Linked DNA regions of Homo sapiens: region 1 is linked to region 2. The links are chromatin loops, found by intact Hi-C in ENCODE. Cell type or tissue: dorsolateral prefrontal cortex. All regions are shown on one strand. Each heading gives the region's core, and the rest is flanking DNA. Links, peaks and the distances in the headings are about the cores only.

Region 1 (13,391 bases), core at 10,669-13,168, 230 kb before region 2:
TAGAATATTGTGTAAACACAAGAGCTTTGCAGAGTTGAGTTCAAACCTCTTCTCCCTTGTTGGCTGTGTCCTGCCCACCTGGGGCAACTTTACTGACCTCCGTCAATTTCCTCATCTGTCGAATAGGAGGATTAATTTATTCTCATCTCATGGGGTTGTCCTGATGAATAAGTTGGATAACATTTGTGAAAGACCCAAGACAGGACCTGACAACTCTTGAGTCTCAAGAAATGTTCTTCCTCCCCTCTCCCCACTCTTATTCCCTTTAGAGAATGATGGGGGCCCTGAGATTAAGCCAGGCACTGGAAGAGGGCTCTCTTAGGTCCTCATTCTGTCCCCATCTTGATCAGTTCCTCCAGGCCCACAGTTTCTTAAAGGTCTATTCATCAACATGTTAATAATAGATTCTTACGGGAGTAATGATATATAATAATGACAGTAATAAGACCTCTTTGTACTTACACCCTGTGTTGCCATCCTCCTGCCCAAAGAGCAGAGCCTAACAGATACAGGGAAGGTCCTGTTGTGGGGATAGGAGTGCGCTCCTCTGCAGTCCCAAAGTTAGGAGATGAGAGAAGGGAACTGTCAGTGTCTCATCCATAACTCTTTATACACACACACACACACACACACACACACGTGTGACGACAACTAACTCCTAACTCCCAGAATGCCCCTCCAGGAGAGGGAATAGACAGTGGCATTAAAGAAAAGACAAAGACAGGTGTCTCCTGAGGCCCAGAGAGCAGCAGAAGAGGGAGCTCGAGGTGGCCACGGCCCTACCTGAGGGACCCACAAGGTCTCAGCCTGCCTGCCAGCCCTGCCCTCCCATGGCTCCTCCCCACCACTCCACAGGGGTCTCCTGGGTGCACCAACCTGGCACAGTCCTGCCATGATCCAAAGTTCTCTCTCTGAGGAAACAGGGCCCTAGATCAGGCTCTACCCCTAACTCATTTTTTTGTTTTGTTTTGTTTTTGTTTTTGAGACGGAGTTTTGCCCTCGTTGCCCAGGCTGGAGTGCAACGGTGCGATCTCGGCTCACTGCAACCTCTGCTTCCCAGGTTCAAGCGATTCTCCTGCCTCAGCCTCCCAAGTAGCTGGGATTACAGGCATCTGCCACCACACCTGGCTAATTTTTTGTATTTTTAGTAGAGTCGGGGTTTCTCCATGTTGGTCAGGCTGGTCTCAAACTCCCCGCCTCAGGTGATCCGCCTGCCTTGGCCTCCCAAAGTGCTGGGATTACATGCGTGGGCCACTGCTGTTTTATCTCTACCAGTTCCTCTTCTCCCCACACTGGGTCTGGGACTCATTCATGCTCTTTCCAGTTCCAGGTGGATTCACAGTTGTATGGGCTTCGTACAGAGCCCTCTCACATGTTGTAGATGCTCATGATAGACAGATATTATTATCACTGTGGGCGTTTTACCGATGAGAAAAATGAGACCCAGAGAGGTCAGATAATGTAAATGGCGTCACATGGCTTTGAAAATGGCAAAGTCCAGATGAGAATGCATGGTGGCTAACAGGGCCCAGGATCGTTTGATGATACATACCCATACTGCCCATACATGAACATCTGAGTCCACATAGTTCCTTTAAAAATGATCCAGTCACCCATACTTTTCTCTTCAGCTTACTGAGTTGCGAGGTAGCGGGCTTTTGGACACAGGAGAAGGGAACATTGGATAGCAAGAGTGAGCAGATAAAGATGGGGGTGGGGGGCCATTGGAGGAAATTTAGCAGGACATACTCTACTGCTGGAAGGGTCTTCATCAGCTAAGCATCCAGTTCCTAACACGACAACGTCTTCCTGGAGGCCTGAATGGGTCCTTGGAACCTGGAATCCTGTCCTCCAATCTCAAGACCTCTGGGACTAGGGGAGATGATTCATTCCAAATCTTTCCCTAGAACTGGCATCTTGCCTGGTAGCCACATCTGGGAGAGGCTCAGGCCCAGGCTGGATTATTTGGGCCATCAGAAGGATCAAGAAGAACTCAAAAGCCAGGGGAGCAGCGTGCAGAGAGGGCTGGTGCTGCTCCTCCCTTCCTGCTGAGGTATCCCTACCCATCCCCTGGAACAGGAGCTCTGACTTAAACTTCTTGGTTAAGTCACTGGGCTGGAGCAGTGCTGGGCCCTAGAGATACTTACCCAATTCTTTTTTTTTTTTTTTTTTTTTTGAGATGGAGTCTCACTTTGTCACCCAGGCTGGAGTGCAATGGCACAATCTCGGCTCCCTGCAACCCCCGCCTCCTGGGCTCAAGTGATTCTCCTGCCTAAGCCTCCCGAGTAACTGGGATTACAGGCGCCTGCCACCATGCCTGGCTAATTTTTGTATTTTTAGTAGAGATGGAGTTTCATCATGTTGGCCAGGCTGGTCTCGAACTCCTGAGCTCATGATCTGCCCACCTCAGCCTCCCAAAGTCCTGGGACTACAGGCGTGAGCCACCGCGCCCCATCACTTACTCAATTATCATTGACTTGTTAACTCCACATCTGGCTGATGGACAAAATGTCCCATGGTAGCAGCCCAGAGCTGGCTTCTCCCTCTGCCCACCCCAAAGAGAAAGCAGATCTGCACCGTCAGTAAATCCAAGTCCGGCTGGAACAGGCTAGACTACAAAATGGCCCCAGGGAAGAATGTGCTGGAAATGGTTCTAGCTAGGGCTGAGCCACACCACCTCCACACCTGTGTGAGAAGGAGGAAGTCCAAGTGGAGAGGAGGGGTCCCTCTGGGTGGCTACCCAGGACAAGGCGGAAAGAAAGATGGGAATAAGGCGGGTTAGAGGTAAGAATGAGACCCAGAGAGATGCAAAAAGTAACATAGCTTTTGTTTTCTATATTTACTTAATTCTTTTTTTTTTTTTTTTAGATTGAGTTTTGCTCTTGTTGCTCAGGCTGGAGTGCAATGGCACGACCTCGGCTCACTGCAACCTCCACCTCCCGGGTTCAAGCGATTCTCCTGCCTCAGCCTCCCTAGTAGCTGGGATTACAGGCGCCTGCCATCATGCCCAGCTAATTTTTTGTGTTTTTAGTAGAGACGGGGTTTCACTATTTTGGCCAGCCTAGTCTCGAACTCCTGCCCTCAGGCGATCCACCAGCCTCAGCCTCCCAAAGAGCAGGGATTACAGGCATGAGCCACTGCGCCTGGCTGTCTACTTAATCTTATATAAATTCTTCATAAATTGTTAGACTCAATCTAAAGAAAAGTGTTGAAGACAATTTATTAACAAAACAAGACGTACATTAACACTGCAAAAACTTTAAAACTAAGGATGATATCACTCCTTTGCTCAAAAGCCACCAGAGTCTTCTCATCTCATTCTGAGTAAAGCCAAAGTCATTGATGCTACCTGCAAGGCCCTCTAAGACCTGCTCTTCACTTTCTGATCTTACCTCCTGTACTTTCCTCTATCCCTGGCTCCAGCCACAGTCCTCACCATCCCTTGAACTTGGCAACCATCCTTCCTCAGGGCCTTTGCACCTGCTGTCCTCACTGTCTGGAATCCTCTCTCCCAGATCACCAAATGGTTCATTTTTTCACCACACTAAGCTGTGTTCACGTATTACCTTCTCAATGGGGTCTTCTCCCAACACTGTGTTTAAAGCCACAACCCCCTTCCATAGATGTACATACACACACTGTATCCCGTCCCTGCTCAATTTTTCTCTATGGCACATATTAGCATCCACAATTGTATTTTTCTTACTTATTGTCTATCTCCTTTACTTGTGGGCTCTATGCCAGCGGGGAGTTTGTTTTTTGTTTGTTTGTTTTTTTGAGGCAGAGTCTCGCTCTGTCGCCCAGGCTGGAGTGCAGTGGCGCGATCTCAGCTCACTGCAAGCTCTGCCTCCTGGGTTCACGCCATTCTCCTGCCTCAGCCTCCTGAGTAGCTGGGACTACAGGCGCCCGCCACCATGCCCGGCTAACTTTTTGTATTTTTAGTACAGACGGGGTTTCACTGTGTTAGCCAGGATGGTTCCAATCTCCTGACCTCGTGATCCGCCTGCCTCGGCCTCCCAAAGTGCTGGGATTACAGGCGTCAGCCACCGCGTCCAGCCTATCTGTTTTTTTTACCCCTGTGGCTCCAGCACCTAGAACATTGCCTAATACACTGTAGGAACTGAATGAATAATTATCGAATGAGAAAATGAAATGACAATGTACCTGACAAAAACTGGGAGGTGGAAAAGGATAATGCAGAGGAGGGGAAACAATCAATGCAATCTAGAGTTAATGAACTAATGAAAAGAATGTAACTGCATTATTTAAAACAATGGAAACCACTAGATGGTTAAAGGAGATTTTTAGGGCAGCAAGACTATTTTGTATGATACTATAATGGTGGATACGTGACGTTATGCATCTATCAAAGCCTGCAGAACCATACAACAAGAGTGAGTTTAAACCATGAACTTCAGTTAATAGTAAATGTATGAATCTTGGCTCATTCATTGTAAAAAATGTAGCACATTAATGCAAGATGTTAATAATAGGAGAAACTATGGGGGAAGGGTAGGTATGCAGGAACTCTGTTCTATCTGCTCAAATTTACTATACATCCAAAACTATTACAAAAATTAAGTATTTTAATTAAATACCAAAAATAAATGGTTTGCCTGTAATCTCAGCACCTTAGGAGGCTAAGGCATGAGGATCGCTTGAGCCCAGGAGTCTGAGACCAGCCTAGGCAACATAGTAAGATCTTGTTTCTCCAAAATCATTTTTTAAATATAGCCATAGTGGGGTACATGCCTGTAGTCCCAGCTACTCAGGAGTCTGAGGTGGGAGGATGGCTTGAGCCCAGGAGTTTGAGGCTACAGTGAGCTATGATCACACCAGTGCACTCCAGCCTGGGCAACAGAGCAAGACCCTGTTTAGAAAAGTAAATAAAAATTTAAAATAAATTGTTAACAGTTTCTCTAGGTAACAATGAAGAAGAAAGATAGAGACTTATTTTTTCATTGTTCACCAATCTGTATTGTTTGATTTTTTTAAATCCTGTGCATGCATTGCTTCTCTAAAAATCTAGTTAACTGCACAGTACATAAATGTTCATGCGGTGCAGCAGTTGAAAATACACAGATCTACAGGTCTTAGTAGGTTGAGATGCCTGAAATACGTTGTTTCATGGGGAAACATTACAGTACAGTGAGTTAATAAGGTATATAGCATGGCCACAATGAACAAAGTCCACCTCTGTTGTACAGGTTATATCTAACAGGATTCAATTCACAGTGATATGTTACTTATGGAATGTCCAGGATGGGGATGGGCAGTGTGAGAATGCCTGTCATTTTATGAGCATGCTTCAATATGGTTTGGATGTCATACTCATGTATTAGGCATATTTTTAAAATAAAATAAACACATAGGTATTACATAAGTTCTTGAAATAGAATTTCAAACGCAAGGGCTGGCTTCAGAGCAGGGGTTGATTTAGAGGCTTGAATGGCAGTTATTGGCCTCCAGGCATTCCCAGGATTCCCCAAGGTGGGCACATAGAGCCTCCTGATGTCGGGTGTGTACACTAGAACCGAGCAAACCCAGAGCTGAGCATGCAGCCCCTCCTGTCTCTGTAGTTCTGGAGAGAACTCCCCAACCTTGGGGAACACAAAAAAGGGGCTGGTTCCCCCACAGGACCCTGGGCACCTATTCCATTATCCCCTGGCAACTGGAGTTGGAAGGCTCATCTAGGCTGCCTCAATTTGACCCCCAGTCCAGAAAGAGGTGTGTGGCATAGACCAGCGCTTCTCAGACTGCAGTGTGCAAATGGATCACCTGGGGATCTTGCAAATGCAGATTCTGATGGAATAGGTCTAGGGTAGGACCTGAGATTCTGCACTTCTAGAAGCTTCCAAGTAACACTGATGCTGCTAGTCAACAGAACATACTTTAGATAGCAAGGGTCTAGAGCAGCGGTTCTCAAAATGTAGTCTCAGGCCAGCAGAGTCAGCATCAGCTGGGAACTTGTTAGAAATACAAATTCTAGGCTCCACCCCAGACCCGGGTTTGGAGCCCAGCAATCCGTGTTTGAACAAGCCCTCCAGGTGATTCTGACGCCCACGTGTGAGAACCACTGGTGTAGGGGAAGGAGCACTCAGGTAGGAGACAGGACACCCATGTCCTAGCCTAAGCTTGGTGACACCTTACACAATCACTTCCTCTCTCTGACCTCAGTTTCCTCATCTGTAAAATGAAGGCTGTCAAGTTCTATCTTGCAGATTCAGTGCATATTTGAAAAAAAAAAAAAAGCCTGGCTAGTTTATGGGAGCTATGTAACCCCTGTATAGGCAAGAAAAGAAAACATCACTACTCCTTCCTCAACCTGTTCCCTGGATTCCTCAGGCCAGGTAGTGCCTCCTCACCTAGATGGGGCATGAAAATGGGTCTGTTCACAGCCCTGCTCCTCCCCACCCTGCTTCTCCCTTCAGGCTTCTGCACCCACCCTCCAATCCACAGGTCCCTCACTGCTCTCCTCTCCCTGGGAGCTGGGGGCTGGGAGACCCACTCCAGCTGACCTCTCCCTCAGACTTCTCCTGACCTGCTCGCACCGCTTTGATGTACAGCCCTTTGTTCCAGGACTTTGGGGTTTCCTCGGATCTCTGTTTTTCTAAAGGGAAACAGAAGGAAAAACCCTACCAAGGTTTCAAGTCTCTGATGACTTGGGTTTTATGGGCACCATTGCGACAGACTTCAAGTGGGCAGCAACTCTGCAGCCGACCCGCCCAGGCTTGCTCCTGGGCCTGGCTCTCTCAGTGGAAATCCCCTCCCACGCTCAGCCCTTTAATCACTTTCCAGCCCAATAACTTTCCTGATTCACCAAGAATCCCTTTCGTCTTGAGAGCACCTACTGCCCCCTCTGATGGGGCTGAGTCTGGGCTTGAAGGCATTTGATCCCAGCGTGGGTCTTACAGAGATTGGACTTGTGGGCTAATGGTTCAGGTTGGGGCCTGCAGAATTTTCCTTTTTCCCATGCCATCTTGGCATCTGGGTGCCCATGTTGTAGGAAAAAATGGGCTGCCCTGGAATGAATCTCTTCCTTGAGGACACTTGACCAAGGGGCAATGACACTAGGAGGAGACTGACTGATACCCAGGAAACTAGTGGCCTCAACCAATATGCCAATAATAGCCATGAAACCCTTGACATAAAAGTTGCTTTCTCTTTTCTTCTAGTAATAATGTGCTTTAAATGCAAGTAACACTTGAATACATTTTTGTTGCAAAAGATTCAAAACATGACAGTATCTTTTCACCACCCTTCTAGTCCCCCAACCCCAGAGACAACAATCACTTAGCTTGGTTTGGGTCTTGCCAGATATTTGTTTTTACTTTTCACACATCTGCACCCAGACTAGTATAAAGCAGCATTCTCAATGGTAATGTAAGGGAGTTGGTTGAAGGATTCGTAAGTCCCCTTCCAGCTGTGCCATTTTCTGCATTTGTGGGTGGCTTTTCCCTCTCCTCCTAAATAGGAGACATTCATAGGCTCTCCCTAAAAGTATGGGGGGAGGGGGAATGCACAGAGGAAAATAGGAAAGGAAAGGTCACAGTGTCAACAGCAGTTCCTTCGAGGTGAGGAGATCATGGATGAGTTTTTTACCACTTGCCTCTGATTTTCAAATGTTTCATCATGAGAGTTATAAAGATTATTATTCGTGAGTATGACTTTGATAACAGGGAAGCTCCTATGCAGTGCCATTGTCAAGATCAGGCAGAGAAGGAGGCTGTGAGTTGTCCAGCCTGAGGCTTAGGTCAAGGAGAAATTAACAAATTGCTCAAGGCAGAGGGGTGTGTGGAGGGGCTTAGGGAGGGGAGGAAGGCTCATGGCATATTCTTGGATGTGATCTACAGGAAGATTCATAGAAAGGAACTTCAGAGTAAATCCCATTGTGTGTGAATTAAGAATTAAGTATTCTTAATTCTTAATTCAGGCCCTGGGCTAGACTTTAGGGACACAATGGCAAATGGGTGAATCAGAGTTCTCTACTTAACAGGGACTAGCAAAAGAAGGGGAGGAAGAGTTCACATCTTTAGGAATCCCACCCTACTTTTGCAAGAAGATATTCCTTCCTACTGAAGAAGACCCCAGAGTTAAGCATTAGATCTTTGACAGGCTACGATCCTGACTTTGTAGAAATATGGTCTCCATACTTGACTCGGCCTATCTAAGGTGATATTGGTATGTGTACTAGTTAGGATGGGCTAGGTTATGCTGTGCTAAGAAACTCCTCCCAAACCCAATAGCTTAACATAGCAAAGGTCTTCCCACTCATACCATATGTCCTACTTGAGCTGGCAGGGGAGGTATATCTGCTCCTTGAGATATACACATATCCAGGTTGCTGGAGGTTCCATCACACCTACTTCCACACTCTCCACAACAGGGAAAAGGGACATGAAAACTTACATCGTGCCTATTAAAGAAGTCTGCTCAGATGGCCAGGCACGGTGGCTCACGCCTGTAATCCCAGCACTTTGGGAGGCTGAGGCAAGTGGATCACCTGAGGTCAGGAGTTCAAGACCAGCCTGGCCAACATAATGAAACTCCGTCTCAACTAAAAATACAAAAAAATTAACTGGGTGTAGTGGCAGGCACCTGTAATCCCAGCTACTTCAGGAGGCTGAGCCAGGAGAATTGCTTGAATCTGGGAGGCAGAGGTTGCAGTGAGCTGAGATCACGCCACTGCACTCCAGCCTGGGCGACAAGAGTGAAACTCCATCTCAAAAAATAAAAAATAAAAAATAAAAAAAAAGAAGTCTGCTCAGAAGTGACACTTCTGGTCTCAATTAGAGGCCACAGCAAGCCACATCACCACATCAAAATTCAAGGGAAGAGGCCAAATGTAACCCTTAAATGTAAACGTAGATATTACTGTGTGTCCAGGAATATCTGTGAACATCTCTTAAAGGACTAGACAGTGTGATTGCCATGGGACTGCTGGGTACCCAGAAGGCAGAGCCACAGAGATACCTCTTCACTCCTCCAGCAGGGAGCAACAATCCCCCTTGGCCTGGGACCAAGACCTTGAACTCTCTTGAAGAGTCAGGTTGAGGTCAACAGAGTGGAAATGTAGAAGGTTCAGGAGCAGGTGCTTCTGAAAAGGAACTAAGGGCTTGTCCAGGCATGGAAAATGCCCACTAAAGGCTTTATTCACGATAATCTGCTTCCTGAATTTTCATGGCCTTTAGGGTGAGTCTTTCTAGGCCCATAAACTCAGGACATCAGAGTTGGGTGGATCCCCTGAAGCTTGGCTGTTCAAGTGTGGTCCCAGGATCAGCAACATCAGCACCACCTACCCCTGGGAGCTTGTGAGAGATGTCCAATTTCAGGCCCCACCCAAAACTAGAATCTGCATTTTAACAAGATCCCCAGGAGATTCATATGCACATTAAAGCTTGAGAAGCATTTCCTCAGAACTAATTTAGGCCAACGTCTTCACTTCGCAAATGAGGAGCCGACACCCAGAGGGGAGGAGGCAGGCCCAAAGTCACAGAGCTGGTTCCAATCCTGGCTCCACCACTTGCCAGGGACTTGAGTAAGTCTCTAAAATTCACTGAATCTCGGTTTCCTCTTATATAATAAAGGGATAATATAATTACCTCCTAGTGCTTATATGAGGATCAAATAAGAAAACATCTAGACCAGTGCCAGGCACATAGTATGTGCTCAATAACTGTTAGCTATTGCTATGGTCCTAACTCACCATTCCAGCACCAGGCCTCATACTCCCAGTACATAATTGTCTCCTCTTAAGGCAAGGATGTTAGGTATAGCACTGCAGCGATGGGACCTGGACCCAGCTGCCTGCATTTATATCCTGCTCAATTTGACCTTGAGAGGGTTGCTGAATTGTTCTTTGGTTCTTGGCTTCAGTTTGATCAGTTATAAGTGGGTAAAATGACAGCACCTACTTCATAGGGCTATTGTGAGAATTAAATGAGTTAATGCATTTAAGGTCTTCAAACAGTCTATAGCATATATTAAGCACACGAGATGGATGAGTAATGTGACAATTAAGTGAGTTAATACATTAAAGGTCTTCAAACAGTCTATAGCATATAGTAAGCACACAAGTTGGATGAATAATAATGTTTCCAAAATGTCCAAAAGAAGACTAGGTTGGAGGAAGTTGCACCCTAGAAAGGCAGGGGACAGGCGTTTCTCAGGGGGAGCTGCCTCTGTTTTTTCCCTTTGACCTATTGCAAGTCCCCAGTCTGTTTCTCTGGCCACTGGACGGCCCCCAACCCCTGGCTGTGTTTTTCCTCCTCCACTGGACTCACTGGGCTCCCTGGTGCCTCCATCAGGAAGCGCTGAAAGGCCAGGGGATCTCTGGTGGGGAGGGGCGGACTCAGGCAGCCGACAGCTGTCTTCAAATCTCTGAAGCGCTGTCATGCAGGAGAGGGATTAGACCTGTTCTGGATGACTCTAGGGGACAGAAATAGGAAGTTCCAGGAAGTCCTCTCTAATCATTAGAACCGTTCAGAGGCAGCCCCAGCTGCGGGGCGGGGCGGGGCGGGGCGGGGCGGGGCGGGGCGCGGAGCTGTTGGCAGCTAAGTGGTTGAGGTTGAGCGGCCGGGTGGAGGCCGGCACCTACTAGGAGGCTGGGCTGGTCCGCAGGTTCTCAAGCCCGGCTGAGCCCGGGCAAGCGTCAGAGAATCACCAGAGCAGCTTGTCGAATACAGATTCCCAGGCCCCACCCAGGCCAACCGAATCAGAATCTCTAGGGGTGGGGCTGGGAATCCATTTTTAAAGGCTTCCCCAATGATTCTCAGAATAAAGGTTGGGCTTGGAGGCGGGGCCGGGGCTGGGCGTGGCACGGAGGCGAGGCGCGGGGAGGGCCGGACCTTCCAGTTGTTAATCCCTGTGTTCCTCACTCCGCCACACTCACCTCCACTGATCTAAGTCGGGGGATCGTTCCTCGCTGGGTGCCCCCCTCACTTGATCTTAGCCAAAAGGTCGAGAAGCGATTGGGAGCCCCTCTCGAATAATTTCTGTGGCCCTTGATTCAGGGATCACTCCCACACTTAATAGCAGCTCTAACGCCCCCCAACCCCCGCTACCCAAGATCTCTATCCTCACCCTCCAGTCGGCCTCGTGGTCTTCCTGTCCCTCCCCAGCCTCTCAGGTGACCCGGACAATTTGCTAAGGCTCTTGGAGAAGGGCAGCCCGAGGAGGCTGGGCCTGCCGCCCATCGGGAGCGGCAGCTATTTTCCATCACATCCTAAAAAGCCCAGGGCTCTACCGCTCCTGCAGCTGGGCATAGCTCCCACCAAACACATTCTCCCGAGGTCGCCCTGGACGCCTTGCTCGGAGATGACAGAAACGAGAAAAGAAATACCTAAGTGGACATAAAGACCTAGCTCACCCTGGCCGGGTGCGGTGGCTCATGCCTGTAATCCCAGCACTTTGGGAGGCCGAGGTGGGCAGATCACCTGAGGTCGGGAGTTCTAGGCCAACTAGCTTGACCAACATGGAGAAACCCCGTCTCTACCAAAAAAATACAAAAATTAGCCGGGCGGGGTGGCTTATGCCTGTAATCCCAGCCACTCAGAGGCTGAGCCAGGAGAATCGCTTGAACCCGGGAGGCGGAGGTTGCGTTGAGCCGAGATCGCACCATTGCACTCCAGCGTGGGCAACAAGAGGAAAACTCTGTCTCAAAAAAAAGAGTCCTTGCTCACTCTTTGGTGAGGGTTTGGTATTCCACAGGGCCCCGAAGCGCGACAGCCCTCCAAGGAGAAGTGAGCGTCGGGGATTAGACGCGTGCGCTGTCTTGCGCAGGAGCTGAGTCCTCAGGGTCCACAGAGAGAGGAGGAGGGCGTGGGGTGCGCGGAAACGCAGCGCCTGCCTTTTGCCCTGACCCCACAGCACCACCTGGTGTCTCCCGGGACGGCGCAAGCGCCGCGCTTGCAGATGCTGGGCCCCCTCCCCGTCAGCCGACCCTCCTTCCCCAAGTGCCTCCCCTGCCTGGTGTTCCTCCTTCCTTGATGCGCCCCTCTGGCTGGCCCTTCACCGTCCAGTGAGTGCTTCCTGGCCTGGCCGCAGCTGGCTTACAGCCTACTGCCTTTACCCAGGTCTTATTCCCAGGAGGTGCGTCAGGGCCCCTTGCCCACCGTGGGGCTGCACTGAAAAACAGTGGCCCGGGAGCAAGACAGCTAGTGGTGCAAGGCACAGGACGGTCGCCGACAGGCCCTCCCGATCAGCCAGCAGAGGGCAGCCTCTCTCCAGCTTTGGGCCCCAAAGGCTCCCATCCGGGCCACTCCTGTAGGCCCCTCCCAGACAGAAGGGTCCACCTGGGTGTGTGGAACCAGCCGTCCTCCTGGCTGCGGAAACTTGTCCGGAGCACCTTTCGTGGGCCACCCCCTGTGCTGGAGCCAGAGGGGTTACCAAGATGGAGCCCTTGACCCCGATTGCAGAACTCCCAGCCAGAGCCCACCCTGGGCTGGCATTCCCTGAACTCCTCCAGCTCTTCTCCCGGTCATCTTGTACTTTTCTATTGCTCTGCACCATTGATGGGTGTTATGCATGCATAGGTGCCTTTCTCAGAGTCCAGGAGGGGCCTCTGTCAAGGCCACTGTTGGAGCTGGTCATCTGGGAAATAGGTACACGAGGCCTTGTTGTTATTAAAGCATCTGCTTTTGTTTTGAAAACTTAGTGTGGGCACATTTTCGAGAAGGGCTGAAGCAAAGCAGCACAGCCCCAACGCATCAGGCAGGTATGCCTAAGATGAAGGATGCCGCAACCCCTCACATGAACCTATTTCCAAAAAAAAATGTGGCCTTCCACGGACTTGCTGTGGGGGCCCTAACAGCACAGCAGGCTGAGCCAGGCCCCTCCACCACACCCCTCCTAGGTAGAAGTGAGCTTTCTAGATTTGACGTGAAAGTTCCTCTGGTTGAGTTTCCCTCTTAGGCTGGGGCTTTCCGAGCTGGGAGAAGTTCTGAGCACAGTTTTGGGGCCTAGCTGAGCCCCTCCAAGTCCAAAGTCCATGCAATTCCCAGGCCCAGATTTGGGGGTGGAGACCAGACAGGACAAGCCAGTGGTGTTTGGCTGGTCGGGTCACTTCAGACAGTGTGGTTCAGTTGGCATTGATACTGAGAAGTAATTGGTCCTTAGAAAAAGCAGGAACGAATCCACTTTGATTCATTTCCACCAGGCTGCCTGCTTTTTTTTTGAGACAGAGTTTCACATTTGTTGCCTAGGCTGGAGTACAATGGTGTGATCTCAGCTCACTGCAACCTCTGCCTCCCGGGTTCAAGCGATTCTCCTGCCTCAGCCTCCCAAGTAGCTGGGATTACAGGCACCCACCACCATGCCTGGCTCATTTTTTGTATTTTTAGTTGAGTCAGAATTTCACCATGTTAGCCAGGCTGGTCTCAAACTCCTGACCT
Region 2 (15,453 bases), core at 8,002-10,501:
CAAAGGGCTAATATCCAGAATCTACAAAGAATTTAAATTTACAAGAATAAACAAACAACCCCATCAAAAGTGGGCAAAGGATATGAACAGACACTTCTCGAAAGAAGACATTTATGCACCCAACAGACACATGAAAAAATGCTCATCATCACTGGGTCATCAGAGAAATGCAAATCAAAACCACAACGAGATACCATCTCACGGCAGTTAGAATGGCGATCATTAAAAAGTCAGGAAACAACAGGTGCTGGAGAGGATGTGGAGAAATAGGAACGCTTTTACACTGTTGGTGGGAGTGTAAACTAGTTCAGCCATTGTGGAAGATAGTGTGGCAATTCCAAGGATCTAGAACGAGAAATACCATTTGACCCAGCGATTCCATTACTAAGTATATACCCAAAGGATTATAAATCATGCTACTATAAAGACACATGCACACATATGTTTATTGTGGCACTATTCACAATAGCAAAGACTTGGAACCAACCCAAATGTCCATCAATGATAGACTGGATTAAGAAAATGTAGCACATTGCCGGGCGCAATGGCTCACGCCTGTAATCCCAGCACTTTGGGAGGCCGAGGCGGGTGGATCACGAGGTCAGGAGATCGAGACCATCCTGGCTAACATGGTGAAACCCCGTCTCTAATAAAAATACAAAAAATTAGCCAGGCGTGGTGGCAGGCGCCTGTAGTCCCAGCTACTCGGGAGGCTGAGGCAGGAGAATGATGTGAACCCGGGAGGCAGAGCTTGTAGTGAGCCGAGATCCTGCCACTGCACTCCAGCCTGGGGACAGAGTGAGACTCTGTCTCAAAAAAAAAAAAAAAAAAAAAAAGAAAGAAAAGAAAATGTGGCACTTGTACACCATGGAATACTATGCAGCCATAAAAAAGGATGAGTTCATGTCCTTTGCAGGGTCATGGATGAAGCTGGAAACCATCATTCTGAGCAAACTATCACAAGGACAGAAAACCAAACACTGCATGTTCTCACTCATAGGTGGGAATTGAACAATGAGAACACTTGGACACAGGGTGGGGAACATCACACATGGGGGCCTGTTGTGGGGGTGGGGAGCTGGGGGAGGGATAGCATTAGGAGAAATACCTAATGTAAATGACAAGTTAATGGGTGCAACAAACCAACATAGCACATGTATACCTATGTAACAAACCTGCACATTGTGCACATGTACCCTAGAACTTAAAGTATAATAAAAAAAATAAAAAAAGAAAAAGAAAAAGAGCCAGTAATATTAGCACAGACCAACTCCAGTGGCTCTAAGAGTGCTCCAAGGTGGTGGAAACTTCTATATCTGTGCTGCAGTAGCTACGAGCTGGTGTAATGATGTGGCTATTGAACACTTGAAATGTGGCTAGTGCAACCCAACAACTGAATTTGAAACTTCATTAATTTTAGTTAACTTAAATCTAAAAGATGCTCAATATCATTAGGCACTAGGGAAATGTAGATGACACCTACAGTGAGATACCACTTCATACCCACTGGATGGCTATCAAAAAGAGACAATGACAAGTGTCAGTGAAGATATGGAGAAATTGGAACTCTCATATACTGCTGATGGGAATGAGAAATGGAGCAGCCACTTTGGAAAACAGTCTGGCAGTTCCTCAAAATGTTAACTATAAAATTACCATGGGACCCAGTATTGTACTCATAGGCATACATTCAAAAGAAATGAAAACATGCATCCATATAAAGGCATGGACGTGAATTTCATAGCAGCATTATTCATACTAGGCCAAAAGTTGAGATGACCCAAATGCCTATGAAATGAATAGATAAACTAAATGTGGTATATCCATACAATGGAATATCATTCAGCCCTGAAGAGGAATGAAGTAGTGATGCTTGCTACAACATGGAGGAACCTTGAGAACGTTGTGCTAAGTGGAAGAAGCCAGATGCAAAAGGCCACATATTGCATGATTACATTTCTATGAAATGTCTAGAATAGGCAAACTCACAGAGACAGAAAGTAGATTGGTGGTTGCCAGGAGTTGGAGCAAGGGGAGAACAGGGAGTGACTGCTAATGGCCACAGGGCTTCTTATTGGAATGATAAAAATAGTCTGGATTAGATAGTGATGATGGTTGTACAACTGTGCAAATATACTAAAAACAATTGAACTGTACATTTTATTTGTTTTTTTTATTATTATTTTTGAGATGGAGTTTCACTCTTGTTGCCCAGGCTGGAGTGCAATGGTGCGATCTCAGCTCACTGCAACCCCTGCCTCCCAGGTTCAAGCGATTTTCCTGCCTCAGCCTCCCAAGTAGGTAGCTGGGGTTACAGGAGTGCACCACCATGCCAAGCTCATTTTGTATTTTTAGTAGAGATGGGGTTTCATCATGTTGGTCAGGCTGGTCTTGAATTCCTGACCTCAAGTGATCCACCAGCGTCGGCTCCCAAATGAACTGTACATTTTAAAAGGGTGAATTTTGGTATGTGAATTCTCTCTCTCTCTCTCTCTCTCTCTCTCTCTCTCTCTCTCTCTCTCTCTCTCTCTCTCTCCCCATTCTGACTAGTGGCGACAATATTGGACTATGCGCTCTAGAGTCAGACTATCTGGATTTGAATTCTGGCTTTGCCATTTGCTGTTATATGTCCTTGGACAGCTTACTCAACCTCCCCAGGCTTCCGTTTTTCTCAACTGTAAAATGGGGATAATAACTGGGCTCTCTCAAAGAGTTGTCCTGAAGATTAAATGGGCTAATATACATAAAGCTGCTAGAATAGTGCCTGGTACCCAGCCCTGTAGAAGAGTTAGCCAATACTAATCTTACTAGTGTCACAACCAGAAATCCCCCAGGGCCTCCTCCAATTGTCATCCACACCTGGACTCAGCCCCTCCCCACTCCCGTCCCCATTTGCCTGCAGATGGTTCTCTCTGCTGTGTAAACTGTTGCCATAACAACCACTCCCAGCTCCCAGCAGCAGTGACTTCTTTGGAGCAGGGTGTCACATGAAGGGTCTGGGCAGGATCACTAATGGAAAACATTTTCAGTAAACCTTGAGGTTCACTGGGCAGGAAAGTCAAGGCCTGTTGGGGAACAGAGGGCCACGTCTCCAGGCTGAGACAGGCAGGCCACCTTCTGCAGGAGGCCAGCCCTCTGAGCCCAGCCCGGAAGTCCAAGTCTTTAAATGAGAGAAGACAGAATATGTTCGAGAGTCTGCTATCTGATCCTATAACCTATCATTCTGATCCTATAATCTAACATTCACAAGGAAATGGGGCAGGGAGGTGTTTCTCCTGAGGTGGAGAAGTCAGGATAGCAAACTAGCACTCCTTCCAAACAGGGCTCGAGGCCAGGCACCCTCTCCTGGTCCCACAGTCCTCCGCATGGACCACCCTTGACCTTGGCAAGTCCTTTCCTAACGTGATCTTGTTGCTAAATATTAGTGGCTGTGGAGGTATTGCTTTCTCCTGGAACTTTAAGCTCGTCTCCCCGGCCCAAGTTTGCTGCCAAAGGCTGCACTTTTGCACACGGCTGAGCAGGGCTGAGCTGTCCTGTGACAGGCTGTGGCCTGAACTAGCCATCCGCGTGGGGCTGCCCTGTGGTCACTGCCTGCCCTCAGCTCGCTGCAGAGAGAGGCTGCCACTCCCCAGAAAGGGTCAGCCTGGGTGTGGTGGAGGGGGTGGGGTGACTGTCCTCCCAGCTCATCAGGCAGCTCCCAGCCTCAAGAACACTGCGGAGGAGCAGAGGTGAGGCCTCAGAGCACAGATCTGAACCCTGATCTATTTAATATTTCCCCAGGGGACTGGAGCAGAAAGGCCAGCTGGAGCCTCTTGGAAACTTTGGCCCTGAATCAGAGCTTGCCAAGTGGGGCTTGTGGGTCCCCAGAACCTCCCTGGTGCCGAAGGCTGGTTGGTTAATCCCAGAAGCCAGGCCCTGCTCCCTCTCCCCAAGAACCGGGTGGGCTCCCCGTCATAGATACTGCAAACTCAGGCTGTTCTCCCAGCCTGGCCACGAGGCCTAGGGTTGCGGGAAAGATGTCAGCCCTAGGAGTGCAGAGTCCTGGGAGGAAAGGAGCTGTGCTAAGCAGGAGACTGAGGGAGAGAGACCTGGGCGGTGGCTCCCGAGCCTGAGCGAGACGCTGTCCACCTCGCTGCGCTGCAGTCGCAGCAAGGCCACAGCCGGCTGAGGACCGGCAACGCCCCCTTGTGGCCATTCTCAGCAACAAGCCCCCAGAGAGCCTGGCGGGGGCTGGACTGGGGCTGGGTTCTCTTGCTGCAAGGCTGAGGTGGCTAGGTGACTTCTCTTATCCCAAGCCTGGAGATGAAGGAGGCGGCTTTTCCTGAGAACAGACTTGTGCCTGAAGAGTAGATTTGTTCTGAAGGCCAGGGACACTTTGCGTAGCCACTTGGCATCAGGAAGTCAAGCCCTGGTTTTGTAATGGACATCCAATACTGGTGGTATGCAATGAGATGTAAGGATTTTCCAAAATGTGGCCTTATGTAGCACACCCTCCACTGTGGGGGTTTGCAAAGATGAGGCCCCATCTCCATCCTGTTGAATCAGAAGCTCTGGGGGGTGACACCCTGGTATCTGCCTTTTTAGCATACTCTGAGAGAAAAGATGCTTTTATGGGCTTCAGCCAAGTACAAAACCATAGAACCAGACTGTCAAAGCTGGGTAGGGGCTTGGGTATCCTCTACTCCCACTCCCATATTTGTAGATAGGGAAACTGAGGCCCAAAGAGGGGAAGTAATTCACCCTAGCTCCCACAGCTAAGTCATGTGTGCCCCCAAGCTAGAACTCTAAAAATTATTATTTTTTATAGTGATGGGCTCTTGCTGTGTTGCCCAGGCTGGTCTTGAACTCCTGGGCTCGAGGTATCCTCCCATCTCTACCTCCCAAAGTGTTGTGATTACAGGCATAAGCTACTGCCCCTCACCCTCTTTACGTGTTCTAAGTTGTCCACCCGGCATGCCCTGCTTTACGATTCCTCTTAGCCCAGTGCCCAGTGGAGATGCATTACCGAGGGTCCCTAATCCAAGCCATCTCACTCAGTGAAAATCAAAACCGTAGGTGATCTGGAAAGATACCTGCCTGGCAGTTCCAGGCTGAGATGGCCGTGCATGCTCCTCTCTCTGGCCCCAGATTTGCTTCTATTTCCTAGTTTTTCTTTCCTTGCCTCACACACCCATGTGGCCAACACATTAGTCCTTTAGTCCTGGCTCTTTCTGGGTATGTGTCCCCATGCAGCAAACAACAGGAGTGCCATTGAGCGCTGGGCTCCAGTTCAGCCCACTCGCTGATTGAGATGGTTCCGGATTCTCTGGGGTAAGGATGAAAACCCTGGGAGCTCCCCTGGGGAGCAGGAGCACTCAACTACGAGAAGCATGAGATTTGCCATGCTGCGGGGGTTCGGTGACAACTGCCTCTGACAATATTGTGACTTAAGTGGGGGAACGAGGGAAAGATAGGATTAGTAAGAGAACAAATAGTCCCCTGCCTGCATCCTCCATGGAAATGGGGTGCCTCTGGTGTGGGGGCCTGCCAGCATCTGTTTTAGAGCTTCTCGGGTCATCAGATGGCGAAGAAAAGGATAGAGAGAGGGGATGGAGTCACTGTAGGGACAGTTACTGTGCTCTACCTGAAGGCAGAGGGGATTTGCTTGCTGGGTTATCTGTCAGTTTTCCATACCTGCCCCCAGCCACACTGTAGGATGGAGCCTTTGCAGTGAATCAGTGCAAGGTCACTGGATGCAAGAACCAGCAGAACCCTCCTAGTCCAGCTCTGAGCAGTGGGTAGAGACCTGGAGTTTATCGTTAGACCAAGGAGTGCACTGAGGTGGGCCTGCAATGCTCTCCCTGGCTGGAGTTTGAAGGTTTGTGTCCTTGAGTGGAAGAGAGGAATAAAAATGATTCCCAAAGACGTTTGACTCATTGTAAGCACCAGACGATCATCAACAAATGCTGGTTGTGAGATGTGCAGATAAACTCCCACTGACCTGGGCTTCACCCTAGGGATCTAACAGGGTCAGGAAAGATATTTTTCTCTCTCTCTTTTTGGGAGTTATTAAGAAGGGGTGTGTGTGTGTGTGTGTGTGTGTGTCTGTGTGTTGTGTTGCTTATGTTGCTTAATCCTTCTTGTTTCCAGATCATTTAGCCTAGCCTGGATTTGGGACCCAGTCCCAAACCATCCCACATGATTAATTTACATTGCAGTTCACCTCTTCTGGTGATACATCTCTGTGTGTTTCATCCCCAGCCCACAGCATGGAGTGCTGGTCTAAAGATCCCTGGGCCAAGAGTGATAGCTACCATGCCATTCACAACCTGGTGACACTGGGCAGGCCCCTCCCCTCTGGACCTGAGGGATTGTTGTTCCCCCACCACCACCCTGAAACCGCCGTGTACAAAATGAGATCCTTTCAAGTTCTGAAGTGCCATGACTTGAAAACATTCTTTCTTTGGCTCACTTCCGTTCCTTCTGTTGGTTCCCACCTCATCCAGCCACTCACAGCAGAAGCCAGTCTAGAAGTCAGGTGCAAATGCAGTCCTCTGTGGCCTCTGCCCTGAGCCAAACCACTAATGTGGGATTTGAAACACTGGTGGAAATAATTAAGATTTCAACAGTTATTCAGTTTACTTAATTGTCAGCCAATAATTAAAATTTTATAGAACTTGGGGAAATTTGACTGCCGGGTGATGGATTCCCATGAGTCTCCTTCTTCCTGAACGTCTCTGAATTTTGGGGGGTTATTACCCTCGGTTGAAGGCTCTCCACCTATTACTACATCAGATTTTAGACTGCAGGCCAGAGGGGACCCCTGAGGTTCACGATACTCCACAGCTAAGATTGGCCCCAAGAGAACGGGATTGAAGATATTGTATTGCCTCACAGCAGTGAGAGAGTGGTAGTCAGGCCTGATGACACAGAAACAAGGTTTTGTTACTACCTCATCCACCCCTAACTCCAGGTATGAGTGAGGGTCTCACCTAGCCAAAGCAAGGTTCCGGAAGAGAATGTCAGGTCCGTTGAGCTGCACCCTCCAGGGGTGTGCACCACGCCCATCAGCAAATGAGAGACAAGGGGCCAGCCTCAGTGCCAGCCCGAGGGTGCACCCGTTGTTCACCCACCTCTTTGTGCCTTCTGACAGATAAGAGCCACCATTTATAGAGCACCTACTCTGTTCCAGGCACCGTACTATAAGCATGTTTGTGAATTAGCTCTTTAAGCCTCACAGCAACCCCACCAAGTGGGTATCATGCCCATTTCCCAGAGCGGGAAACTGCAGTGAGGTGAGATGACTTGTTCAAACAAGCTGGGAAGGGGGCAGTACCAGGACCTGAAGCACAGGTCTTTCTGAATCTAAGGACTATGTTCTTGCCACTACATCACTGTCAGTTTTGCCCTAGGGTCCCAATCTCTTGATGAGCAATTTCGTAGTCCTGCCCTCCTGGGGAAGCCTGTTTCCCCTGTTCTGACACTGGAACAGAGAGAAAGACCCTTTTTACATCATCCTCACAGTGCACCCTGGGCTGTCCCTTAAATTACTTCTCTTCCTCTAGCAACGTTTTAGTCTTCTTGCTTCCTCCCCATACAATGGGAGATGTGTCCACAGAAATCTCTCTATGCATATGTCTGCAGAATTGCAGAGTTTTATGAGGGTTTCCACAAACTACAGGCTAGACCACAAGTAGGTGTGTATATCTGGAGGCATGTGCATGTATTTTGAAACACCATATTGTAGTGGAAAGAACAAGGGCTTTGGAGTCAAAAAGACTTGTGATCAGTCCCCTGGCTCAAATTAAATAACATGGAAAATGCCTCGTGGTGAACATTGAGTAGCTGGGCATTATTTGATTTGTGTGTGCATGCACCTGTCTGTCAAGTGTATTTGATTGCTAGTCCTTTCCCAAAGACCCTTGACATGGACAGTATGCTCTCTCTGTGGTCTTGCATAAGAGCCAACAGTGTGTAGAAAGAAACACCATCCTACTCTGCAGATGCCCCAGTGCATGCTGGGACTATGCTGCTGTTTGTGGTAACTGTGAATTGCCGTGGTGATGGCTGGGTTGGGAGAGACTTGCATCTGTTCTGAGCCTGAGTAGCACACACATTCTCTCCCCAGTTGCTCCATTTTCAGGGAAAGGCTTGGAGGGCAGCCCAGGATAACATCATGAGCTCCTCCCCATAGACCTTGGTGTCGCCCTGGGGCCTGCTAGGAGCCCTACCTGCCCCCTTCCCCCCTCAAACCCTACTTGCGCGCACACACACACACACACACACACATACACACACTTCACTCTTGCAGCTGGACCCTGTTCTGTAGGAGCTAAGACAGCACGCACTCCCAGGCCCCCAGAGTAAGTTTTGGAGGGTGGCATCCTGGCTGGTATCATGTGAAGGAGAACGCTGTACTCTACTAGGACCTGGCTAGAGGTGGGTTGGACTGGAGAGTACCTTGTTCTAATTTGCACAAAGGTGCCACGTAAGATGGGAGTATTCTGAGCACGTCCTCCACTTAGGGGTATTGAGGAAGGGGATGGGCTACCAAGACTCCCTCTGCATCTTTGCCATGTCTGGGCTCTGTTTTGTCCCCAGGCCTGTCCCACACCCAGAGCAAAACATTTGACAGAGACACATGGAGGCAGCCTCCAGGGCATCTCAACTTAGCCAATAAAACAAGCCATTAGCCAGGCACGATGGCACACACCTGTAATCCCAGCACTTTGGGGGGCTGAGTCAGAAGGATAGCTTGAGCTCAGAAGTTCGAGACCAGCTTGGGCAACATGGCAAAACCCCGTCTCTACTAAAAATGCAAAAATTAGCCAGGCGTGATGGGGCATGCCTGTAGTCCCAGCTACTCAGGAGGCTAAGGTGGGAGAATCGCTCAAAACCAGGGAAGTTGAGCCTGCAGTGAGGCGTGATCATGCCACTCCATCCCAGGAGACAGAGTAAGACCCTGTCTCCAAAAAAAAAAAAAAAACCATTGAACTTTTAGGTTACTTTTCTCATTATCACAGAGTAGCGGAAGCCCTAGATACCTTCACCCCATCCGGGATGCTCACCCTCACAGGAGATGGTGAGAAAGGGGTGAAGCTTAGTTATGGGTTGGTGGTCAGAGGTGGGGTAAGGTGAAGATCAGGAATGGATGAGGGTTGAGAGGTGAAGTAAATTCCCTTGGAAATGTAACTTACTCATATTTTTAAGCTAAAATATAAAAATTCACCTTCAGGGTCATGGGTGTGAATGTCAGATTGGCTCCTCAACCTAGGCCCCCTCTGCAGCCTCTGGAGCTCTGGAGGCCTTTCTTTTGTACACAGGTAAGTCCTCTTGGCCTGAAGCTGTGGCTGTACCACCCCGGGAATGTGTCTGTCACCTAGCAATGTGGAGGAAGCCAGACTTACCAGGGGCCCCAACCCTCCAGACCCACCCTGGGCTGAGCCTTGGAGAAGCAGAGCGGCATACCCATGATGGCCACCAGGGGCCACTGCTGGGGCACAGAGGGAGCTGCAGGGTGTAGCCTCTGCAGGGCCCCTCCAGCCTGGTAGCAGAGACCAGATCCTGGTCACCCCCAAGGAAACCAAACCCTGCCCTAACCTCCTCCCCTGTATGCCCCAAATCTATACCTGTGGGGAAGCTGCCTGGAGTCAAGTGTTCTTCCATTCGCATCTCTGTGATCTCCAGCTAGTCCCTACTTCCTGGACCTCAGCCTCCCAGCTCTCCAGAGACACAGCAGGATTAAGTGACTTTCAAGGACTCTTGTGGTTTGGCGACTCTGGGAGACTCTGAAATAGTCCCACCACACTCTGCTGATGTGGAATTGAGGAAGGGGCTAGGATAGAGGTCTTTGAGGGAAGAGATATGGAGAAAGAGGGTCAAACCTGTGACCTAGATGTCTATGACTCCCATCTGGAGCATCTGGGGCATTAGGGAATGCAGCATGACTCTCCTGAGGCTACTGTGTGGTTTAAACATTTTTCCTTAAAAAAAAAAAAAAAAGACATTTTCCTAACGTGACATGTATGTATCCCTTTACTTTTTTTCATGGGTTTTTGGAAATTTTAAAAAATTGTGGTAGCATCCATTCTTGAAATGTTCACTAAGCATCTTCTTTGTTTTTTTTTTTGAAACAGGGTCTCACTCTGTTGCCCAGGCTAGAGTATAGTGGTGTGATCATAGTTCATTACAGCATTGAACTCTTGGGCTCAAGTGATCTTCCTGCCTCAGCCTCCCAAGTAGCTAGTATTACAGGCTTGAGCCACCTGGCCAATTTTTTTATTTTTATTTTTTATATAGACAGGATCTCCCTGTGTTGCCCAGGCTGGTCTCAAACTCCTGGCCTGAAGCGATCCTCTGGCCTCGGTCTCCCACAGTGCTGGGATTATAGGCATGAGCCACTGCTTGCAGCCTAAGCGCCTCCTATACAACAGTCACCATGCTTGATGCTAGTGGTGCAGAGATGCCCTGTGATATATCAAGACAAGTATGAGTTTCTTCCTGGGCTCAACTCTGCCTTGTGCTACATGCTAGGTGTGTGACCTTGGGCAGTTTACTTGTTCTCTCTGAGTGTCAGTTTTCTCATCTGTTAAATGGGGCAGTAGCACAAATCTCCCAGAAATGTTGCAAGGATTCAAGTAGATAATGCATGCAAAGGGTCTGGCACACACAGAAGTCTCTGAGTAACTCTTGATCACCTTCCTCTTTGGGAATACACACCCCTTGGAGATGTGTGTGCCTGTCCCTCATGTCTGCCAAGCCCATAAAAAGCATCACCCTGGGCCAGAAACCCACACCTTGGCACCATGTTCTTAGTCCCCACATAGGCATTTTAGAATTCAACTTTATTTCTTGGCGAGTCTAAAAAATTGACCCTGTCTGTGTTTCATGCCAAGCCATCAATTAAAGCCATGGAGCAGCTTACAAGGTGACACTTGCCAGGATAAATAGGCATTGGCGGCCACGGAAGTGATGCCAGGACTGGGGATAGAGCTTAGGCCACTGGCATGGTGGCCTGCCATTTGTCCCTGATCCTTGCCACCAGCATGGAGGCCTGGATTCATGGTGCTGACCATGAGAGGATGTGGGGGTGGAGAAGCTCCCCCTGGGAGGGGAAAGGAGGGATGGCTGGGCTTGGGTGTGGAGCTGGTTCTCAGAAAAGGTGCCCAAAAGGCTCTGGAGAGGGCATTGCAGGCTCCCTGCCCGCCCCACCCAGCCTCCCCTCCCTGACAAGACAGTCAAGCAGCTGCCTGCCAGCCGGCCTGAGCTTAGTCTTGGGGGAATAAAAACCTCTTGAAGAGATTCAGAAATGTTCCCTTTGGCAGCTAAAAAAAACCTTACACTCCTGCTGAGTCTGTGGGCTGAGGAGGGACTGAGGGGGCGTTTGGCCTCTGCAGCAGCGGCAGAAGGCTTGCGGATGGAGGGGAAAAGGGAGCAGCCTGGAGAGCCAGAGTTCTTGGGTTTTCTCTGTTGTTTTGCCATCATCTTTCTGTCACTCCCTGACTCTCTCCTGCAGATTGTCTTTTAGGGAGGTACTGGGGGACTTGGTTCCATTCATGACTTTAGGTTCCAAAATGAAAGATAAGCCATGGGGCAGGGCCAGCTTCTCTTCATTATACTGTCCTTAGGGCCCAGGGTGGTGCCTGATGTGAAGTAAGTGCTTGATAAAGATTCATTGGATGAACTGAAGGAAGGAAGAACATTCTTTGAGTTCCTTCATGCTCAAGCACCTCTCAGTCATTTGGACGTTATTTTCACCCTGTTTGCTGTTGTAGATTCTCATCCGTCCAGGCTAATATCTGGACACCAGGGTTGAATACAATGGCTCTTGGTGATTTGGGATTCTGAGGATTGGGCCACACCCATGCATCCTTCTCACTCAGGATTGCACCACTTGTGTGGGGACTGCCCAGAGCTCACTTCAAGCTCCAGAAAATGACTGCTCATCCCTTCCACCTCCCACCAGCCACCTCACCTTTAGGAGACTATATCTGAACTAACTTCCTGGGACCCCATAGAGCAACCCCAGATATTACCAGTCAGTGCCTGGGTTTAGGTGTACTGAAGCCAGCTTGTACCAGTTCCCCAGAGCCAATTGTTAGCCCCTCTTCCTAACTCTGTGGTCAGTGACATCAGATTGGTAGATTGAAAGTGGCCATGATAGGAGGCTTTATACCAGGGAAATTGGCAAACACCACACATCGGTGTCCCCTTCCTCCGAAAGCCAGTTGTTAAACATTTACCAGCACAACCCTGGATAGGGGGTTTCAGGCAGATGTTCCAGCTCATCTCAACCACGAGAAATCTTGCCCAGGACCTCTGCTATGAGAAGCAGGGCCTCCCCAAAACAAAGCCAGAGGTAGAGGCAGTTCCTTGGGGGCTCTGAAAGGAGTGCACAGACACAGAAAGCCATGCCTGTACCCCCTGCCAGGATCTGGGGTTCAGAGGGCTCAATGGCACATGTCCAGGGCCTTTGAGAGGGCCCATTCTGTTGGTTGTCTTTGGGAAAGGGAGGAGGAAGGTGACTATCATGGCCCAGGGACTAGCCTCCTGGGGACACTGTCAATCTCCACTTCCTGACCCCCAGGATCCCAGCATTAAGTTCTCTTCACTCACCCAGCTCTTCCTTCTCTCCCTACCAGACCCAGAGTCCCAGAGAAAGAGGACAGTGCAGAATGTCCTGGATCTCCGGCAGAACCTGGAAGAGACCATGTCCAGCCTGCGAGGGTCCCAGGTGACTCACAGGTAAGCTCGAGCTGCAGAGAGGGTCATGCCCTCTGCCTTCCTGGCTCTCCACCCCATTCTGGAGGGCAGGGCCCCCGGGTCCCTCCACACCTCTGCCAGGTCAGCCAGGTGGCCTGATGCGTGGAGCCACTGCAGAAGGAGGAGGAAATCCATTTATCTCAACAAGAGAAGCTTGGCTTTGTCTTCTGTCTGCTTGTGCCTGAACATTTCATTTCATTTCAGCAAATCAGCTTGAAAATCACTAGCTTAGGAGCCAGGAAGTGGAAGCCATTACACAGCTCAATGTGTGATCTTTGATAGTCAGTCTCCTTCATTAGACCTCTGTCTCCTCAATCTGTCAAGAGAAGGTTTACTAAATGCTCTCTTCCTGTTCCTAAGTCTCCATTAAACTAGGGGTCTAGAATCAATTCCCTTCTCAACACCTGGGTCTTTTCACTCTTGTGTCAGTTAGGTGCCCCCTGGCCTCTTCTACGAGCCACTGAGGGAGGCTTGAGTGCTCAACAGGGCCCACACAGTGTCACCCAGCTCCATGCCCTGTTAGGTGTGTCCCCCTAGCCCACTCCCTGCAGAGACCTCATAGCCTCCAGCTGCATGGGGCACTCAGCCTTCCCACGGCACCTCTCTCTGGAGCAAAGTCCTGGCCACAGGCTCTGCTGTGACTCAGAATTTCCCTTGCTGGCTCCTTGGACTGCCCAGATGAGCTCATGCTGTCAGCTCCAAGTGGGGCAGAGGGCTGGGCTAAGCTCTGGGGACAGCGGGAGGCAGAACAGACAGCCAGATTGGGAAATCATGGGGGGTGTGGGGCAGGAAGGCTGTGTGAGGGCTAGGAAGCCTCCCCAGTTAGACTGGAAGTAGATTCCTCTCCAACTCCTGGGGCTGGAAAATTAAGAGCAAAGTTGGGACACAGGGGCAGTGGAAAAGGACTTTCTTTAGCCCAGGGTGTGGCCATTTGGGATTCTGAGGATGGGACCACACCCATGGACATATTTACATACCACCAATGACAAAGAACTCATTACCTTTCTTTTTTTATTTTTAACATAGGCTTTTTAAAAATATTTTGTTATTATTTTTAAAGACCGAGTCTCATTCTGTCGCCCACTGCCTCAGCCTCCCGAGTAGCTGGGATTACAGCTGTGTGCCATCACGCCCAGCTAATTTTTGTATTTTTAGTAGAGATGGGGTTTCACCATGTTGGCCAGGCCAGTCTCAAACTCCTGGCCTCAAGTGATCCACACGCCTTGGCCTCCCAAAGTGCTGGGATTACAGGCGTGAGCCACCGCGCCCGGCCAACTCACTACCTTTCAGTCACCCCGGTGCATTGTGGGATTGCAGCAACTCTGATGTGGAACTGCACTTAGTCTTAAGTAGCTTTCAGCCGTTGGCTGTAGTTCTTCCTGCTTAGATGACCCTTCTCCTTCTCCTTCCTTGTACTACTCCTCCCCCTATCCCCAGCCCATGCCCGCATCTTGGACACTCAGCCCTTTACTCCCAGACATCTCGAGTATTTTAAATGGTAAGATAAATCAAAACTCTCTGGGGATTACCTCTGCTCAGGCCAGCAGAACCCTGACTACTGAAAGGGAGGTGACCAAGGAAGTCCTGGAAAAAGGTGGATGGTGGGGGCTCCAGGACCCCCTTACATCTGTCCCTTACTGCCATCCCTCATAGCCCCAAGCCCCCAGCAGGAGCCCAAGTGAAGCAGGGATCTGGCAGAGCTTGGCTTATCAGTTTAGGACCCAGCGGATGAAATCTTGGACATCTGCCTTCCCCCATCCAAGGAAATTGTTGGAACATCTCTCAGCACCAAGTCACCCACCAGCCTCATGCCAAAGACACCAGAAAGTGCTTAGTTGCTGAGAGGGCCACACCCCAAATGACTCACTCACAGGAGTAGGAGAGAAGTAGCAGCTCCAGCCTCCTGGTGCCACTGACTCAGAGCAGCCAGCCCCCAGTCCCTCCGTTAAGCCGGACAGCTTGACCCTAGGCAGGCGCTATTGGTTTTCTGCTTCTAGTGGGAAAGGGGAGGCTTCAATCAAGCCTTTTGCATAATGCTGACTGGTTTAGGGGGAGCGTCTAGGGCCTCTGGCTTCTGCCTCCCTTTATAGGAAAGGAACCAAGAGCCCCGGAGCTGGTTTTTCTGTTTACTGTGGACCTAGAGCCACTTCCTCTCATAGGCTTTGGTTTATATTATTCCTGTTCCACACTGGTAGCCAAAACAATGATTCCCTGACTTTTTATGGCTCTTTTTTTTTTTTTTTTGAGACAGAGTCTCACTGTCTCCCAGGCTGGAGTGCCTTGGCATGATCTCAGCTCACTGCAACCTCTGTCTCCCAGGTCAAGCGATTCTTCTGCCTCAGCCTCTGAAGTAGCTGGGACTACAGGTGCGTGCCACCACACCGGCTAATTTTTGTATTTTTAGTAGAGATGGGGTTTCACCATGTTGGCCAGGCTGGTCTAGAACTCCTGACCTCAGGTAATCCACCCACTTCGGCCACCCAAAGTGCTGGGATTACAGGTGTGAGCCACCACGCCCTGCCGGCTCTTTTACTTTTTAAAGGGCTTTCTATCAATGAGCCCTTCCCTTAGCCCTGGAAGTAGACAGGATATATACATACTCCCTGGGTTAGAGAATGAGGCTGGGGGCAGGGAGGCACCTGCCAGAGTCACGCTGGCTGATGAGGGTAGGTTCTGTACTCTGCATGCTCAGAACCCATGCCAGCTGTGTGC

The links. Hi-C counts contacts between places; a loop is a spot of excess contacts. Peaks named below come from ENCODE experiments on the same cell type or tissue, not always from the same donor. Only the 100,000 strongest peaks of a DNase experiment are listed, where the experiment ranks them.
Region 1: a loop joins it to region 2, with 3 times the contacts of the local background. A loop is called at or near these places in 17 of 110 quality-filtered maps.

Annotation. Positions count from the first base shown.
Region 1 is chr1:201,470,039-201,483,429 of GRCh38, forward strand. No RefSeq gene overlaps it. Among named protein-coding and RNA genes, the nearest start is that of PHLDA3, 7.5 kb to the left of the region's middle. RefSeq lists a silencer at 10,480-10,569 and an enhancer at 12,950-13,279. In dorsolateral prefrontal cortex, for the core only: CTCF peaks have their summits at 12,181 (motif pointing right) and 12,386; DNase peaks (open chromatin) are centred at 11,883 and 12,213; H3K4me3 peaks cover 1,701 bases; H3K27ac peaks cover 2,500 bases.
Region 2 is chr1:201,700,197-201,715,649 of GRCh38, forward strand. It overlaps NAV1 (neuron navigator 1), which reads left to right. Exons shown (of 34, transcript NM_001389617.1): 6 at 12,621-12,723. The region is part of intron 2 of IPO9-AS1 (IPO9 antisense RNA 1); the gene reads right to left. Among named protein-coding and RNA genes, the nearest start is that of MIR5191, 12 kb to the right of the region's middle. RefSeq lists enhancers at 3,166-3,738, 12,733-13,421, 13,265-13,559. In dorsolateral prefrontal cortex, for the core only: CTCF peaks have their summits at 9,473 (motif pointing right) and 9,680; DNase peaks (open chromatin) are centred at 8,025 and 9,475; H3K27ac peaks cover 2,500 bases.